2 separate regions of the Mus musculus genome follow, and region 1 is linked to region 2. Evidence: chromatin loops called from intact Hi-C (ENCODE). Cell type or tissue: gastrocnemius. All regions are shown on one strand. Links, peaks and the distances in the headings refer to the core of each region. The heading gives the core; the rest is flanking DNA. Region 1 has its middle 34 kb from the start of Klhl6. Region 2 has its middle 6.7 kb from the start of Klhl24.

The links. Hi-C counts contacts between places; a loop is a spot of excess contacts. Peaks named below come from ENCODE experiments on the same cell type or tissue, not always from the same donor. Only the 100,000 strongest peaks of a DNase experiment are listed, where the experiment ranks them.
Region 1: a loop joins it to region 2, with 3 times the contacts of the local background. A loop is called at or near these places in 3 of 42 quality-filtered maps.

What each region holds. Positions count from the first base shown.
Region 1 is chr16:20,012,455-20,020,791 of GRCm38, reverse strand. No RefSeq gene overlaps it. Among named protein-coding and RNA genes, the nearest start is that of Klhl6, 34 kb to the right of the region's middle. In gastrocnemius, for the core only: no CTCF peak of the experiment used is centred there; no DNase peak of the experiment used is centred there; H3K27ac peaks cover 1,607 bases.
Region 2 is chr16:20,086,647-20,094,983 of GRCm38, reverse strand. No RefSeq gene overlaps it. Among named protein-coding and RNA genes, the nearest start is that of Klhl24, 6.7 kb to the left of the region's middle. In gastrocnemius, for the core only: a CTCF peak has its summit at 5,125 (motif pointing right); no DNase peak of the experiment used is centred there; H3K4me3 peaks cover 219 bases; H3K27ac peaks cover 3,970 bases.

The DNA.
Region 1 (8,337 bases), core at 252-8,251, 74 kb after region 2:
TCAGCATGGGGAAGTGCTGAAGGGAACTCATTTGTATTCAAATCCTGCCTAAGCTCTGATCTTTAAACTGTACACCCCTAAGTGTGATTCTGCTGCTTCAGAGGATGCCTTTGTGTGAGGCACTGTCCCTAAATTTACACAAGGTAGTATGTAAAGTGCCAAGACCTCAGTAAGTGACAGTGGGGTGTATTGTCCCCCACGGCTATCACAAAATGGTAGTAAGGGTGGAATGCTCTATGTAGACATGGAAATGGAAGACCAGGCAAAAGTTGGATGCCTTCTATTATTGGTTTCCTTGGACTGACTAATTTTCATTATTGCTGTGTTGTATAAAAAGATAAGATAAGATTTGGTGGAGGCATGATATGGTGTGGGGGAAGTGGTGCCCCTGCAGGTCCAGGCTGAGGCAGCCCTTCCTTCTCTGAGGTACCAGCCACACAATAGTATAGTATAGAATAGTTTATTCAGGGCATGAGGGAGGGGAGTTGAGAGAAAGGCAGAGGGGGTTGGGGGGAGACTGGTCATGAGCATGTGGAGAGAGGGGTTGGGGGAGAGGAATGGGGAGAGCAGGAGAGCAGGAGCAAGAGGAGAGAGCAAGAGGGCCAGAGAGAGATGAAGGTGTGAGCAGCCCCTTTTATATCGAGTCAGGCACACCTGGCAGGTAACTGTGGGGCAGAGCCTAGACTAAATGCCAACAAGTATCCCTGACAAAATTGAAATACTTTAATAGGTGTTATTTAAGTTTGAACAACAACAACTTCTTCTTCTTCTTCTTCTTCTTCTTCTTCTTCTTCTTCTTCTTCTTCTTCTTCTTCTTCTTCTTCTTCTTCTTCTTTTTCCTCTTCCTCTTCCTCTTCCTCTTCCTCTTCCTCTTCCTCTTCCTCTTCCTCTTCCTCCTCCTCCTCCTCCTCCTCCTCCTCCTCCTCCTCCTCCTCTTCTTCTTCTTCTTCTTCTTCTTCTTCTTCTTCTTCTTCTTCTTCTTCTTTTTCTTTCTCCTCCTCCTCCTCCTCCTCCTCCTCCTCCTCCTCCTCCTCCTCCTCCTTTTTTTTTTTCTTTCAAGACAGGGTTTCTCTGTATAGCTCTGGCTGTCCTGGAGTTCACTTTGTAGACCTCCACTTTGGCCTCGAACTCAGAAATCCACCTGCCTCTGCCTCCTGAGTGCTGGGATTAAAGGTGTGTGACACCACACACCTTCCAGATGTTTTTGAATTGCTATGGGCTTGCTGTATCCATGCATTATAATTTTGAATTGTAAATGAGACTCAGAGGAAGCTACAGAATCTCTGGGGTTTGGGAGGCCAGGAAGGACCAGTAGACATTTAGAGTTTAAGATCACAGGGTACCTGTGTCTGACTCTATTCTAGTGAATGCTGTATATCCCACCTATAGCATAGTACTTTCTAGAAGTATTTATGCAAAAATATAGTTTTAGAATTAAAATAAGCATGAGGTTCCATGGAGCTAGACAAGAGGAGAGAAAACAAACTACATGGCTAAACAGAGACTACGTTTATTTGGGGTGCATTCAAAACTTCTTCTTTGCCAGGACTTTTAAGGACTTAGGACTTGTGTTAGAGTGGAGTTAAGGATCAAGACTTTGTAAAATTGCATGTTTACTTTGAGCTTCAACGTGCCTTCATTAATTTTTGGTAGTCAGAGAAACATGTACCTAAGACATTTACCATTTTATTTACCATATTTTATATATTAACACATATGTCAGGTTCTGTGTCTTTAATACTAGGGCCACACAAATATCAAGATACAGTTCTTGCCCTCACATTACACTTGGATATAGCAGGTGAATGGTCACCTGAACAGGTATTTCCAGTAGAGAGTGTCAAAATGATAGAGGTGGGGGAAGGGGCTAATAGAAGGCAAATCCAACTCAACCTGATTGGGGGTGAGGGAAGCAAGGTTCTACAGGAAGTGACTGCTTGATCTCAGCAGATACCCTTTGTGGGGAATTGCAGGCTGGTATCCAGTTGAGCTGAGGTCTGAACCCTCTTGGTCATAATTCAACTACATGACACGGTAGGCGTTCCCTTATGCTCCTGGAATTCTAGCCCCTGCCTAAGGTACCACCTCCCACAGCCCCCATAAGAGAAGCACGGTCAGTAGTCATGTAAGCAATGGCCCAAGCTTCTGACCTTCAGGCTAAACTCCTCCCCAGTTACCTAGCAACAGTGAAGACCATAAAAAGGGGTGCTCAGCCCCCACCTCGCTCTCTCATTCCTTTGTCCTCTCACCTCTCTCATCTCTCACCTCTCTCTTCTTCCCTTTCTCTTTGTTTTTCCTCTCCTCTTTTCCTCTTTCTCTCTCTTTCTCTCTAGCCTTCCCCCCTCTCCATTCTCTCTTCCCCCCTGCATTTCTCTAATAAAGCTCTTAAACCATAGATGGTTTCTGCTCCTTCAAGATCCACTGCACCACTCTGGTCAGTGTTGGGAACTTCTTCCCCTATTCCCTCTCTCCCACAACCCTGGTGACTTTAGCAAAGTAGCTCCAGGTGGGTGGGTCTCCAGGCAGGGCTGCCCCTTGGCCACCCCCTGAAGAATAGGAATGCCCACCCAGGGATGAGTGGATAGGGTAGGTAGCAGCCCTCCCATGCCTGACTGACCAGAGAATAGGGAAATTCTGGTGGGGTGTGGGCATCTTTTTCCTATCCCACTTCTCCCTGCCCCCCTGGGCCTCCCCCTTTTTATTTTTGTTCCCAATAACCCTTCTGTACTCGGTGATCTGTGGCTCTCCTCTTAGCTGCCCACATATGAGCCACTTTAGTCTCTGTCCAGGATTAAGACCTCTTCTCCCATGGAAGCATCTCTTATCCAGAGAAAGCATCTACCTGAAAATCTTTGCCACTTTTCCCCCCTACACTGTTACTTGACTAAATATGGAAGGCTATGGCTGAAGTCCCTGCCTCTCCATAAAAAACAACTTCACTCTAAAGAGCCCTGTTTATACTCTGTGCCTCACAGACATACCATACCTTTATCTTTCTATATGGAGATGTGTAAGTTAAAAACAACCATGTGTTGTGATGGATCAGCTAATATTCTCAGACTAGGAAATCCAGGTAAGGATCCTCTCACTAAGCTACATCCTCAACCTCTGATTAAGAAAATGGATTTTATATTGTAGAACGTAGAATTTATCTTTTAAAAAATAAAAATTCAAATAATTATTGTTTCACTAGTTGAGTTTTGTATGGAGCAGTAAGTCACAAGGGCATTGAAAAAAATAAGAGCCCTCTGTCCTGGTTAGTGGGAGCACTATAAAGAACAAAAATGGGGCTAAAGAGATGGCTCAGTGGTTAAGAACACTGGCTGCTCTTCTAGAGTGCTCAGGTTCAATTCTCAGTACCCATGTGGCAGCTGACAAACTGCCTATAACCTCAGTACCAGGAGATCTGATACTCTCTTCTCGCCTTTCAATGCACCAGGCACACATGTGCCGCTCAGATATATATGCAGCAAAAATCCATAGACAATAAACAAACAAACAAACAAACAAATGCCTAAAATCAAACCAAAACAAAAGTTAAGTTTGGACTGAATACCAACGGAATATCAACTGAACACTAATGACTTTTTTGTTTTGTTTTGTTTTGTTTTTTTTGAGACATGGTTTCTCTGTATAGCCTTGGCTGTCCTGGAACTCACTTTGTAGACCAGGCTGGCCTCAAAATCAGAAATCTGCCTGCCTCTGCCTCCCAAGTGCTGGGATTAAAGGCGTGCGCCACCATGCCTGGCTCTAATGACTTGTTTTAAATGAAGTTGAAAGCAAATATTTTTTTAGTACATCCACATCCTGTACTTGCCACAGACCCTTTTTGGTCCCTGTCTGCGTAGAACGGGTCTCTGGTTGTAGGTGAACAAGGAGTCAGCAAATGAATGACAAACAGAATCAACAGGAGAGATTGTGTAGAATCTGAATGTGTTTTCACAAAGTGTACACCAGTCTTATATAATACAGAAAACAAAGGGGTAGGATGTCACAGCAGGCAAAGTACATTGCAGTTGCCTGACACAAAACAAAGGAATGACTTCAAAAGGACTTTCAGGAACCAGGTAATATTTACAGTAAAGATAAAACAGCTCTGCTTAGGGTCAGTTAATGACTGGTAAGGATTTCACACCCTAGTCACAATTTGTGCTACTCCTTTGAGCCTTGTGAAAACTAGCACCAGGGGGTTGTGCTCTAGCAGAATAATGCAGTACCACAACCCCCTATTTCCTAGGCCTTGATAAATTCTTGTATGAGTGTAACTTGGCTGTTCTTTTAAGTATCTGTGGCGAATCTCCATTTGTCAGAAGAATTCACCAACTTGCTTTTAATATGCAGTGTAGCCTGCTATACCTGGCTGTAGAGAAGATTCCTGTCTCAGTGGGATTCCCTAACTCTTACATGGTAAATCCACCTATTAACTAGGCCATTGTGTATTCCCTTGTTTGGGTGAGACTGGCTACTGTCCTAAGTAATCACTCTGCAGACCAGCCCTGAGCTATTCCAGCTCCATTCTTTTTAATGCATAATTAGTTTCACTGTCTCTACTAGAAGTAAATTAGAATGTTACTGAATAGGTAATCTTCTCACTGAATTCCAAGTTTGTCAGCTTCAATAATTTTCTAGGATGTTGGAACATTGGCGAAGGCTTAGCTATGTCAGAATTCAATCTTTTTTTTTTTTTTCAGAATTCAATCTTTAAAGGCACTTATAATAAAATAATACTAAAAGAGAGCACATGGATCCATACACCAGACTAACTCGGGGATAGGGTATGAGTATACAGGTTATGAGAATGCCAAGGTTCCAGGAGGTTGAGTTTCCTTGAAACTCCCTGCCTTGTGAGTGCTTCCAGGCCTCTCGGCCTGCCAAGCAGACTTCACTGGAGTGTGTGTAGCATTCTCTCACTTGGAATGAATTTTGCAGGAGAGCAAATTTAAATTTATCAGTCAATAAAACATGAGGCTAAGAATAATCTAGATGTTAGGTGATATTCAAGGTATGTATTGGTTGATAGCTGAGAGGCTTGGAGTGTTAGGGCTGTAGTCATGAGTTGAAGTTGGAAAGTAAGACATCTAATAGTATCATACTGTGCTTTGGGTTATTACAACAGAATATCTTCTGGGAAAATTGTAAAAAAAAAGAAATGTATTTCTCTTAGTTATTGAGATTGAACAGTCCAAGAGCAAGGGGTCATATATGGTAATGACCTACTTTTTTGTGGAAATTCTAGACTGATATAATACAGTGCATCACCTGCTGAAATAGAACACCACATTAGGGTTACTATTGCTGTAATGGAACATCATGACCAAAGCAAGCTGGGGAGGAAAGGGTTTATTTGTCTTATACTTCCACAACACTGTGCATCATCAAAAGAATTCAGGACAGGAATTCAAGCAGGGCAGAAACTGTGAGTCAGGAACTGATGTAGAGTCCATGGAGAGGTATTGTTTATTGCCTTGCTCCTCATGGTTCATTCAGTCTGCCTTTTTATAGGACCTAGAACCATGAGCCCAGGAATACCACCACCCACAATGGGCTGGGCCTTCTTCATCAATCACTAATTAAGAAAATGCCAAACAGGCTTACCCGCAACACAATCTTTTGGAGGCATTTTCTAAATTGAGGTTCCCACTTGTCAGATAACTTAAGCTTGTATTAAGTTGGCATAGAACTATGTAGCATACCTAGTGTGTCAAACAGCTTATTTTTTATATTGCTACAAAGATAGTTCCAATTAACTTGAGAACAGGTCAATCACTTATGAGAGCACTTTTCAAAGATCCTCTGTGGTTCCATTTTCTAAAAAATTATTTATTTATTTAATGTGTATAGGTGTTATACCTTCATGTATGTCTGTGTAGCACATGCATGAAGTGCACATAGAGGACAGAAATGGCTGTCAGATCCCCCCCCCCCAAACTGGAGTTACAGACACTTGTGAACAGCCATGTTGGTACTGGGAATCAAACCTGGGTCCTCTGTAAGAACATCCAGTGCTCTTAATTGCTGAGATGTTTCTCCAACTCCTGATCTCATTTCCTTCTCTTCTCTTCTCTTCTCTTCTCTTCTCTTCTCTTCTCTTCTCTTCTCTTCTCTTCTCTTCTCTTCTCTTCTCTTCTCTCCTCTCCTCTCCTCTCCTCTCCTCTCCTCTCCTCTCCTCTCCTCTCCTCTTCTCTTCTCTTCTCTTTCTCTCCCTCCCTCCCTCTCTCTCTCTCTCTCTCTCTCTCTCTCTCTCTCTCTCTCTCTCTCTTTCTTTCCTTCTTTTTTTCTTCACTTTGCATCCTGATCACAGCCCTCCATCTTTTTCCAGTCCCTCCATGTTGGGAGCTATTGTCCTGATCTCTGAATTGGGCCTCTCCCCCCAAGAAGAAAAGGAGGTCAAAAGCGGGCCATCGACACACTGTTCTGAGAACAACCACAGATTGTTCCAGCCCTAAGTCAGCACCGGATGTCCTGACCTCAAGATGTACCCTGATACTGCCAAGTTCCTGCTTCCCTATGTAGTCACCAAAAGAAAAATTTCCAGTGCCCCATCCCTTCTGCTGAGGTGCATTTCCTCTGCCCCATTCCTCCTGCTGAAAGGCACTTCCCCTTTTGCTTGTGCATTTAAACCTCGGGCCTGGCTAATGCATTTGGGGTCTTGATGGAATCCAGAATGTGTCGTTATTCGCACAAGACCCTCGTCTCTCTCTATCCCCCCATTTGGTTATTAGGAGAAGGTCCCTTTGAGACCCTTGAATAACTGGACCTGCTGGACGGGTCACCTCCCTTCACATGCCCCTCCCCCTCCCCCATCCCCTTCTTCCCTTCACCTCCTGGGGAACCAACCTACCCTGGCTTCAAGTCACTGCAGGAATAGGTACATTTTCTTCCACTGAGGTCAGAAAAGACAGTCCTGTTAGGGGAGCAGGATCCATGGACAGCAACAGAGTCAGGGTAAGTGCAGGGAGCTATATCCCAAGTTGAGTCCTCTCTGGAAGGTAGTTGAGGGGGAAAACCTTGGTGGGGGAGGGAGGCAAAACTTCCTTCTGCTAGAGTAAAGGTTGCTTCTAAGTTACTCTGAGGCCAGAAGCCATGGGTTCAGGTGAATTAACACCTTGTTATAAAATAGGGGGTGGTTGTTAAGTAAAGAGGTCTTTCATTCTTTTCTCTGCAGGTCCTGTGGCCCCAGGGCTGGGAGTTTATTTAAAGTCACTCTCATGAAGAAACAAAAACATTGAAAAGAGATTCTAGTCTTTATTTCTAAGAGAAGAAAAGGGGGTAGGGGTGGGGAAAGCCTATCCCTAAGGAAAAAAAATCTGTCTGTGTCTTTGTTCTTAGTCCTTACCATATTTTCTCAGGATACATGATCATATGGTGTTGTAAGCATCTTTCTTCAAGAGTTCACAAAAATTGAAACATAAATTCAAGTCATAAATTGAATAAGAAATAATAACAGAGATGTTTATGTGTGCTTCCATTAAGACTAGATATCTAACACAAGCTGGAGTCATCAGAGAGGAAGGAGCCCCAGATAAGGAAATACCTCCATGAAATCTAGCTGTAAGGCATTTTCCCAATTAGTAATCAGTTGGGGAGGGCCTGGTCTGTTGTGGGTTGTGCTGTCCCTGGGCTGGTAGTCCTGGATTCTATAAGAAAGCAAGCTGAGCAAGCCATGTGAAGCAAGTCAGTAAGCAGCACCCTCCATAGCTTCTGCATCAGCTCCTGCCTCCAGGATCTTGCCTTGTGTAATGAACAGCAATTTGGAAGTGTAAGCCCAATAAACCCTTTTCTCCCCTGCTTGCTTTTTTGATCATGGTGTTTTGACACAGCAATACAAATCCTAACTAATACCAGGAACATTTATGATGAGAGATTGTCAGTTCCAGTGTGCAGCAACCACCACATAGCTGATGTTTAACATTTTCTAAACTTGCTGAGTTCAAAGTCTGATCTGCCTTCCTGCTTCCTGAAGGTTAAAGAGTAAGTATCCATGGTAAAAATGTGGGAAGTTCTCCTATCTAATCCTTGTCTTTACAACCTTTATTGCCAATTGCTGTGATGTTTTCATACTAAGTACATGCAGTTGGATACCTAGCATGCTAATGTAAGACTCTGGCAAGCCTTAGCCTCCCAGGGACTCCATGAGTGAATGATACAGAGCTGGGAATTGATGCAAACAGCAAGAGGAACTTGTTCCAAATGCATTGAGGTTGTCCTACACCTGAAGGAGAAGTGGTGATCCCCGCCCCCATGCAGCTTGTTTGGTGAGATTTTATACAGTTTTATTGGTAGAGGCAACCTCTGAGAGGGTGAGTAGGAAGGAGAAGAGAAAAAGGAGATTGTAGG
Region 2 (8,337 bases), core at 212-8,211:
CCCAAAAATAAACCATAAAAGTCACGGTTTCCTTGAAAACAGCTAGAAAGTGAGCCACCTCCAAGAGAGGTTACAGTGGGAAAAGGAAGTTGGAAGTTCAGCCATAGCAAGCTCATTCAGTGGAGACAAAGCTCAGGTTGGAACTCCAGCTGACTGCCTCGACTTCCCCAGTTGGTTTCTTCTGGATTTGTGACTTCCCATTTTGATGATACTATCTCTATATGCTTTTTTTCATCATTATTTTTTAAAAAGGTTTATTTGTTTGTGATACACACACACATATATATGTATGTATTTTGTCCACGTGTATGTCTGCACATACATACATCTGAGAAGAGGGCATCAGGTCCCATGGGACTACAGTTATAGACAGTTGTGAGCTGCCACACTTTAGCTGAGAACTTGCTTACAGTTTTAGAGGGTTGATTCATGATCACCATGGCAGGGAACATGGTGGCATGGCAAGAAAGGCATGGTGCTGGAAAAGTAGCTAAGATTAGTTCATATCTGATTTTCAAGTTGCGGGCAGAGAGAGGGTGTGTGTGGAGACTGAGTAACTGCCTGGCTGGCCCTGGCATGGCTTTTGAAACCCCAAGCCCTTATTTCCTCCAACAAGGCCACACCTCCTAATCCTTTCCAAAGAGTTCCACTAACTGGGAACCAGACATTCAAATGTATGCATCTATAGGAGCCATTCTCATTCAAACTACCATAGAGTCTGTATAGAGTTCATGTTCCTGGCCCCAGTTTCTTGCTCTAGTGACCTGTAGAGGCATGTATGAACCTCAGCTTGATCTGTTATTCCTGGCACTCTTCTTCTTGAAGATGCCAACAGGTCCTAAGAATTTATCTTGCCCACTTGTGGTCCTTGGATTGCTTAGTAGACAGACATTCCATGAATCCTGCAGAGTCCATGAAGGAGAGGGGCTAAACATACCCAAGAGTAACCTCCATTTTTGTTCTTGAAAAATCTCACCGACTTTCTTCAGACATAAAGCTTGGGCAACAACCGCCAGACCCAGAGTTCTCATTTTGTCATCTCAGCGGATGCTGTGCTCCCCAGAGGTTCTGTGTAGGCACCCACTCTAAGTAACACAACCTCCCTGAAGCTCTATTAGAGATCTCAGAAAGTTTCCACAGCGGATAGCCCAGAGGTCACCCTATGCTGGGTTGCTTTTGCTACTTCATTACATAAGCTTAGCCCTTTGACGGTTGTGTCCTCCAACTCTGTTTGCAGTGGTGCTTTATAGTCAGAGGATTGGTCCGAATGCTAGCTTTGCATCCTAGTAGCCTCATGCTTGAGTACGCTAACCTTTCTCAGCCTGTTTTCTCATCTTCAAAATGAGGATAATTCTGGGAGTGGCAGTTCCCACTTGTAATCTCAGTTCTGAGGACCTTGAGGTAGGAATATCAGTAGTTTGAGGCCAGCCTACGTTACATAGCACAAACCTAACCAAACCAAAAAGCTATTTAAAGTACAAAAATATAAAAACATTTAAAATATAAAAATAAATTAAGATAAAACTACCTACTTTGTGTAATTATGAGGATAAAATAGGAAAAAAGCAAATATGTAGTATGTGGGATATAGTGAGTATTTAACAACAACCAAGAATAATCACCATTTTTTCTCTCACCAATTTCTATGTATATGTTTATGTGCCCTAGATTTTGGATGTGTACTACGTTAGTGCCGGTGCCCATGGAGGCCAAGGAGAAGGCACTGGATCCCCTGGTTCCAAAGCGAGTGCTTGAACCAACCCTGGTCCTCTGCAAGGACACTATATGATATTAATTACTAAGTCATCTTTTCAGCTCCTCTTATATAGTTTCTGCCTTCTGTGCTTTGTCCTGTACTTTAAGAACATGAGTTGTAGTGAAGAAAATAAAGGAAGAGTAAAAAGAGATATACTATCTCTTATATTGACTTGGAAAAGCAAGTTTTAAGGAAAAAAAAAAAACCTCAGAAATTAAAGCTAAAAGAAATCACATAAATAAGCATATGTTAACTATGGGTGCAAATCAAGGTAAATTTAAGTATTGCATGGTGTCTTAGTCAGGGTTTCTATTCCTGCACAAACATCATGACCAGAAGCACTTGGGGAGGAAAGGGTTTATTCAGCTTACTCTTCCACATTGCTGTTCATCATCAAAGGAAGTCAGGACTGGAACTCAAACAGGTCAGGAAGCAGGAGCTGATGCAGAGGCCATGGAGGGATGTTCTTTACTGGCTTGCTTCCCCTGGCTTGCTCAGCCTGCTCTCTTATAGAACCAAGATTACCAGCCCAGAGATGGCACCACCCATAAGGGGACCTCCCCCCCTTGATCACTAATTGAGAAAATGCCTTACAGCTGGATCTCATGGAGGCATTTCCTCAACTGAAGCTCCTTTCTCTGTGATAACTCCAGCTGTGTCAAGTTGACACACAAAACCAGCCAGTACATATGGCTAGAGGACAAAGGTTTTATGAAATTGCCTCTCTGGATCCTATTTTATTTGTTTGGTTTTGACATTGATTTGGGGTTGTTCCCTATATCAGGCTGACCTTGAATTCACTATAAATCCCGGGCTGGCATTGAACTTGTAGCAGTTCTCCTGTCTCATCTTCTCAAGTGCTGGAATTATAGACATGAGCCACCTTGACTGGCTTTTAAAATATTCTTCATTTATTTTATTGTTTCTTGTTTTGTCAGGCTGATCTTAAAACTCATAGCAATCATTCTCCCTCAGTCTCCCACGTGCTGGTTTTGTAGACATGTCCCCACCTTCATGTACCCAGGCCTCAGCAGATCCTCTGTAGACTTGTTATCGTATGTTATACATTCTTTCTCGCACAAAGGATATCATAGAGAAGACGGTTTACTCTTTCTGATGGGGAGATATAATTTATCTTAAAACTACACTGTATTTAGAAATATTGAGAAAGATCATAAATGGCTGGAAGAATGGTAATTTGATATGCTAGTATCATGGAAATAGGCTTTACAATAACCCTTCTGAAAACTATAAATTAAAATGTTTTGGGAAACTACAATGAAACAATAAATGACTGATTTGTAGATATTGTTATACTAAAGCCAACTTAATAAAAAACAAAACAAACAAACAAACCCAAACTAGCCCTCTGAACACCCAATGAGAGTGCTGTCCTCTAAAGGTGTATGAAAGTGTGTCTCTGCCCCTATATCTTCACACAAAGGTGACATGATTGTTTAAAACATGGTTGACTCTGAGCTGTAGAACATAGGTCAAAGGGTCAGAGGTTGAAGAGACCTATGTTTCTTCTAGTAACAATTTGACATAAAAGACTTATTATATGCATGTATGAAGTACTAAAATAAAAAGTTTTACTTATTCATTACTCATAGTGCTGAGTGCTGGAGGATCAAATTTGGGGTAACATAAATGCTAGACAGGTATTCTGCCCCTGGGCTTACATCCCAAGCCCCTGAATGTTTCTTTTAAATGTATGTTAAAAGCCATGTCTATTTGCTTGCAGTTCTAGATGACTCTGTCACTGGCCTAGAAAAGGCTGAGGTCTCCCAGGTCACCAGCACACAGGCACAGAGCCTGGCTCTGTGGTGACTGACAGCATTGCAAACACATGCCTGGCATAGTTCAGAAAGCCTGTCTTGTTCTATTACTAGTGCCTGGACGTTTTGCTCCTGTGGCAAATCTCTAAATTTAGATGCTTTTTAGGGTGACCTGTGAGTGACCTTTGTCATGAAGATTAGTGAAGCCTCGGAAGGCAGCTTGCTTCTTCTTCATGAGTTTGGATGGAAAAGGTGGTGCTTGGAAAGCAAGGCTTGTGGGGATTTCTCTATCAATGGAGAGTGAGGTAGTGAGCATCCCAGTTTTTCCTTTACATCTCTCAGGAGACATTTACCTTGCACTTGTTTATTTGTGGAGATCAGTTCTCACTCGGTCAGGAAGAACCTCTTTTCCTGCCGCTGTGCCAGCTGGCCCATGAGCTTCTGGGTGACTCTTAGCCCTGCCTCCCATCTTGCTGTGGAAGGGCAGGGATTACAGATGCTTGCCTCGGCATCTGGCTTCTAAAGTTTTCTTGGAGGCTTAATGTGGGTCGTTAGATTTATGCTGGTAAGACTTTTATTTATGGAGCTGTCTCTCCAGTCCCTAGATGTAACTCATAAAATAAAAATCCAGGGTAAAGTTCTCTCTTTTTTTTCCCAGTAACCTTATGGAGCTATCTGAAATTAACATAACTTAGCTCTAATATAATATCTTCCATGTTTAAGTCCCCCCCCCCCAATTTTCCAACTAAAAGTAGCAAACACTTATTATCCTAGTACTTGGGAAACTGAGGGCAGAATGATCTCAAGTTCAAGGTCAATCTTTGTTGAGAGCAGAATTATCTGACCATACTGAAAATTTGTTCTAACTCTCTCTTTCTATTCAATCTCAATCTCTCCCCCATAACCCTCCCCTTCTCTCATTCTCTCTCTCTCTCTCTCTCTCTCTCTCTCTCTCTCTCTCTCTCTGAGACAGGGTGTTTTTATGTAGCTCTGGCTGTTCTGGAACTCTCTGTGTAGACCAAGCTGATCTCAAACTCACAGAGATATGCCTGCCTCTGTCTCCTGAGTGACGGTATTGAAGATGGGAGCCACTATGATATTCTCTTCTCTCTCTTTAATGATTTATTTTTTTATTTCATGTGTATGGATGTTTTGTCTGCGTGCATGTCTGTGCACTACATGCATGCAGTGGATCCTTTGGAAATACAGTTAAAGATGGCTGTGAGCAGCCATGTGGGTGCTGGGAGCTGACTCGGGGGCCCTCTGGAAGAGCAGCAAGTGCTTTTAACTGTCGAGCAATCTTTCCAGCACCCTGTTCAAACTCTTTAAAGAAAATTACATATTTTAGTTCGTTCATAAAGTAGTAGACTTCCATGTCTTTTTCCCCAATACATTTTTGGTTTGGTTGATTTTCCCTCCCACTTCTACCTTCTCCACTAATTCCATTTAAATCTTTTCATCCCTACTATTTCCTCAACCTCCTTTTGCTTTTTAAATTCTACTTTAGTTTTTAATTATATGTATGTGTCTGTAGTTTCGTGTGGGTATGTGCATATGAATGCATGTGCCCTCAAAAGCCAGAAGAGGGCACTGGATCGTTGGAGCTGGAGTTCCAGTTGGTTGTGGGCCACCTGATGTGGATGCTCTCAAAGAGCAGCAAGTTCTCTTACCACTGAGCTAACTCTGCGGCTATCACTTTCCCATTCTAACCATGAGTCCCCAGACCACTTCATTGCACCCAAATGTACAAACCAGTTAGTATGCTTCAACAGATGTTCCTGGACACTCAACAGGTTCTCACTAATTCAGAACTGCACTGGGAACATCTGGACAGTCCAATGGGAGGTCATATATTGTGGGTTAAAATGGTGTCCTGCATCCGGTCCAGGGCTCAGGATACCCATGCCGCCACCCGGCAGGTGTCGGGCTGTGAGAAGCTGCAGGACCCTGCTCTGGGGGTGGCGAGGCACAGTCTGGGGTCCCTGGGGAACTGCCGGAGTACCGCTTGTGGTTCTCAGACTCTTGGATACTGCAGATGTCTCGGAAGAGCTGAGAAAAGGTTGTGGGCTCACGGGCAGGTTCTAACCCAGGGCTGAAGGGAAAAGGGAAACTGGTTGTGTCCTGCCTGAGGGACAAGAGCTTCCTTGGCTTGTTCGGCAGGCTTGGCTTGGTGGCAACTATGTCTAAGAACGCAGAGAGGCCTCCTGAGGGAGATTAGATGAGAGGCAATTTAGAGAAAGACCTGTTCCCCACAGTGGGTCCTGATGAAAAGAGGCAGTCGATGATTTTAAGGTGTTTATTGTCATGGAGGAGAGTTGTGATGTGTGAAACCTTACCCCACTTTCTCAGGGTGAGCCTGAGGTTAGATACCTTTTGCAAGGAGGAATGTCTGGGAAGGGGAGCTGAGAGGTTAGTAGAGGCGGAGAAAGGCAGAGACAGGGAGAGAGTAGAGAAGTAGAGGCTGGCCATGGCCATGTAGAGAGAGAGAGAGAGAGGAAGGAAGTGCGAAGAGAGGGGGAGCAAGAGGGCAAGAGAGAGGCAAGAGTAAGAGAGGAAGGAGGGGGCAAGCTGCCCCTTTTATAGTGGGCCAGGCCTACCTGCTGTTGCCAGGTAACTGTGGGGGTGGAGTCCAGACAGAATACCAGGGCTTGGGGTATTGCCCTACATGACTGATGGCCACAGAGTTATGGAGAGCTGAGGCCTGGTGTCAGGAGCCTAGTGTTTGGGAGTGTGGCGAACACCTTCCAGGTTTAAACCTAGCTCCATCAGAAAGCAGGTTGCCTTTCATGGTCCCACAATCGATTATCTTTCTCTTCCTAATTTGTTTTTTTTTTTTTCTCTCTCTCCTTTTCTAGAGCCCTTAGGGACTTTGTATTAGTGTGGGAGACACTTCTCTCTCTCTTTCCCTTTCATATTTCCTTTTGGTCGTGGCGTATGGTGTCACAGACTGGGGACACTCAGAGTGCCTGAACTTTCTCTCTTGTTTCACAGGCAGTTATTTGAGCTTAGGTGGCTACCAGCTGCCAGCTGCCAGGGTCTATACCCTTAGATGATCTTGCCTCCAGTCAGCACTCATGAAGCCTTCCTTTCTGGAGCAGTTGAAAATGGCTGGGCAAATTTCCACGAGAGGTTTGATTCATGAAAATATTCGGTGTCACTTTCCCTTTCCTCAGCTAACGGTGTCCCATGTCCATGTATCCAAAAGGGTCCCTGATGTATGGGCCTTAGCTAAACTTATGCTGATAGCCAAACCTGGGAGTCCCCTCTCTGCCCTGCAGGTCCACAGCTGTGCAAAGGTTGGGGCACACATCGAACCTCCTGAGGCACAAGATGCAGTCGCCTGGCAGTGAGTGTGCACTTGCAGTCAACATTGCAGGGGATCACGTTGGTGCTGATGGTGCCTTTGGACTTTGCCACACTGCAGACTCGGACTTTTCAATCGCATGCCCAAACTTCCTCTTCCCAGTTCTTTTATTATTAATTAGATTTGCTCATCTATGACTTCATCCATGTTTAAAAGACATTCTGATCGACTCCACTCACCCTTTCATATCTCCTTCCCAATCCTGCCAGTACCTCTTTCTCTCTGCACGTCCCTTTCCCACATTCCTGACTTTTGTTTTGTGACCCACTGAGTTAACCAGGGTCATCTGTGTGACCCTGCATTTGTAAGGATCCACTGGAGCCTGGTGGACTCACCAGCGGTTGTGTAACTGAGTACAATGACCACCCCAATCCCTCGTAATGTATTAGTATTCAGTAGTTCGTCAGGGAGGGGTACGGTCCCACATGCAGCTTCTCGGCTCAGGTTTGACTCTTGGCACATCCTCTCGTGCAAGCCCAGTGCAGGCCACACCTGATCACCACAGCTGTGATGAGATCATGATTGCAGTGTTTATGTCACTCCTGGATGACAGCATTTCACAGCCCTTCTCCGTGTCTTCTTGCTCTCACATTCTTCTGTGATGCTGCCTGAACCTTCGAGGGGGTGGTGTAAATGTCCTCTTTAGGCACCTGGAGCAGCAGTGAGTCTCCATTCACTAAATACCTTGTTTACTGCAGGGAAGCTTCTCGAAGGCTTAGAGTGGCATTTGTCTATAGATGGATTTGGAAGGAGGTTTGGTGCTGTGTGAGATTAATTAAACGGCAGGGAGTAAATCCCATCCACCCTGCCCCCTCCTTATGGCTTTCCCAGAAATGAGTTTTTGAGTGGGTTTACAGTAGCAGGCATGTGTCCCTTCTGTGGAGCAGGCTGCAGATGCAGGCAGAGAGTAGTAGACTATCACAATAATCGTCATGCTACTATCGTGCTGCTGGGCACATCTTGCCAAGTGCGTTGGTGCTGTATCCATGGGGTTCACAGATGGGGAAGATGTTGTCATTTCTTTCCCAGAAGCCTGTACAACACGTTCTAGCATTATAATCTAGCCAGCAGGGAGGAAGCCCCAAGCTCATTTCCATCTTGATTTCTCTATATCATACATCTGAACGGTGTACAATAGCATCTGAACATCAAATTCTGGTGGATAACCAAGAGGAAGGGCAAGTGCCTTTGTTGTTTGGTGGCTTCTAGGGCTTCCATTGCCAACCATAAGGAGACATTTCACATCTGGCACTGGGACTTTTATTCATTAACCCATGGGTTTTAAGCCATGCAGGCTATCTCTGTCCTAGCATAAACAGTTACATATTTTTTTACTTAAGTGTATGTGTGAATGTTTGTGTGAATGTATGTCACATTTGTGCTTGGGCTCACAGAGGCCAGAAATTATTTGATCCCATGGAGCTGGAGTTATAGGACAT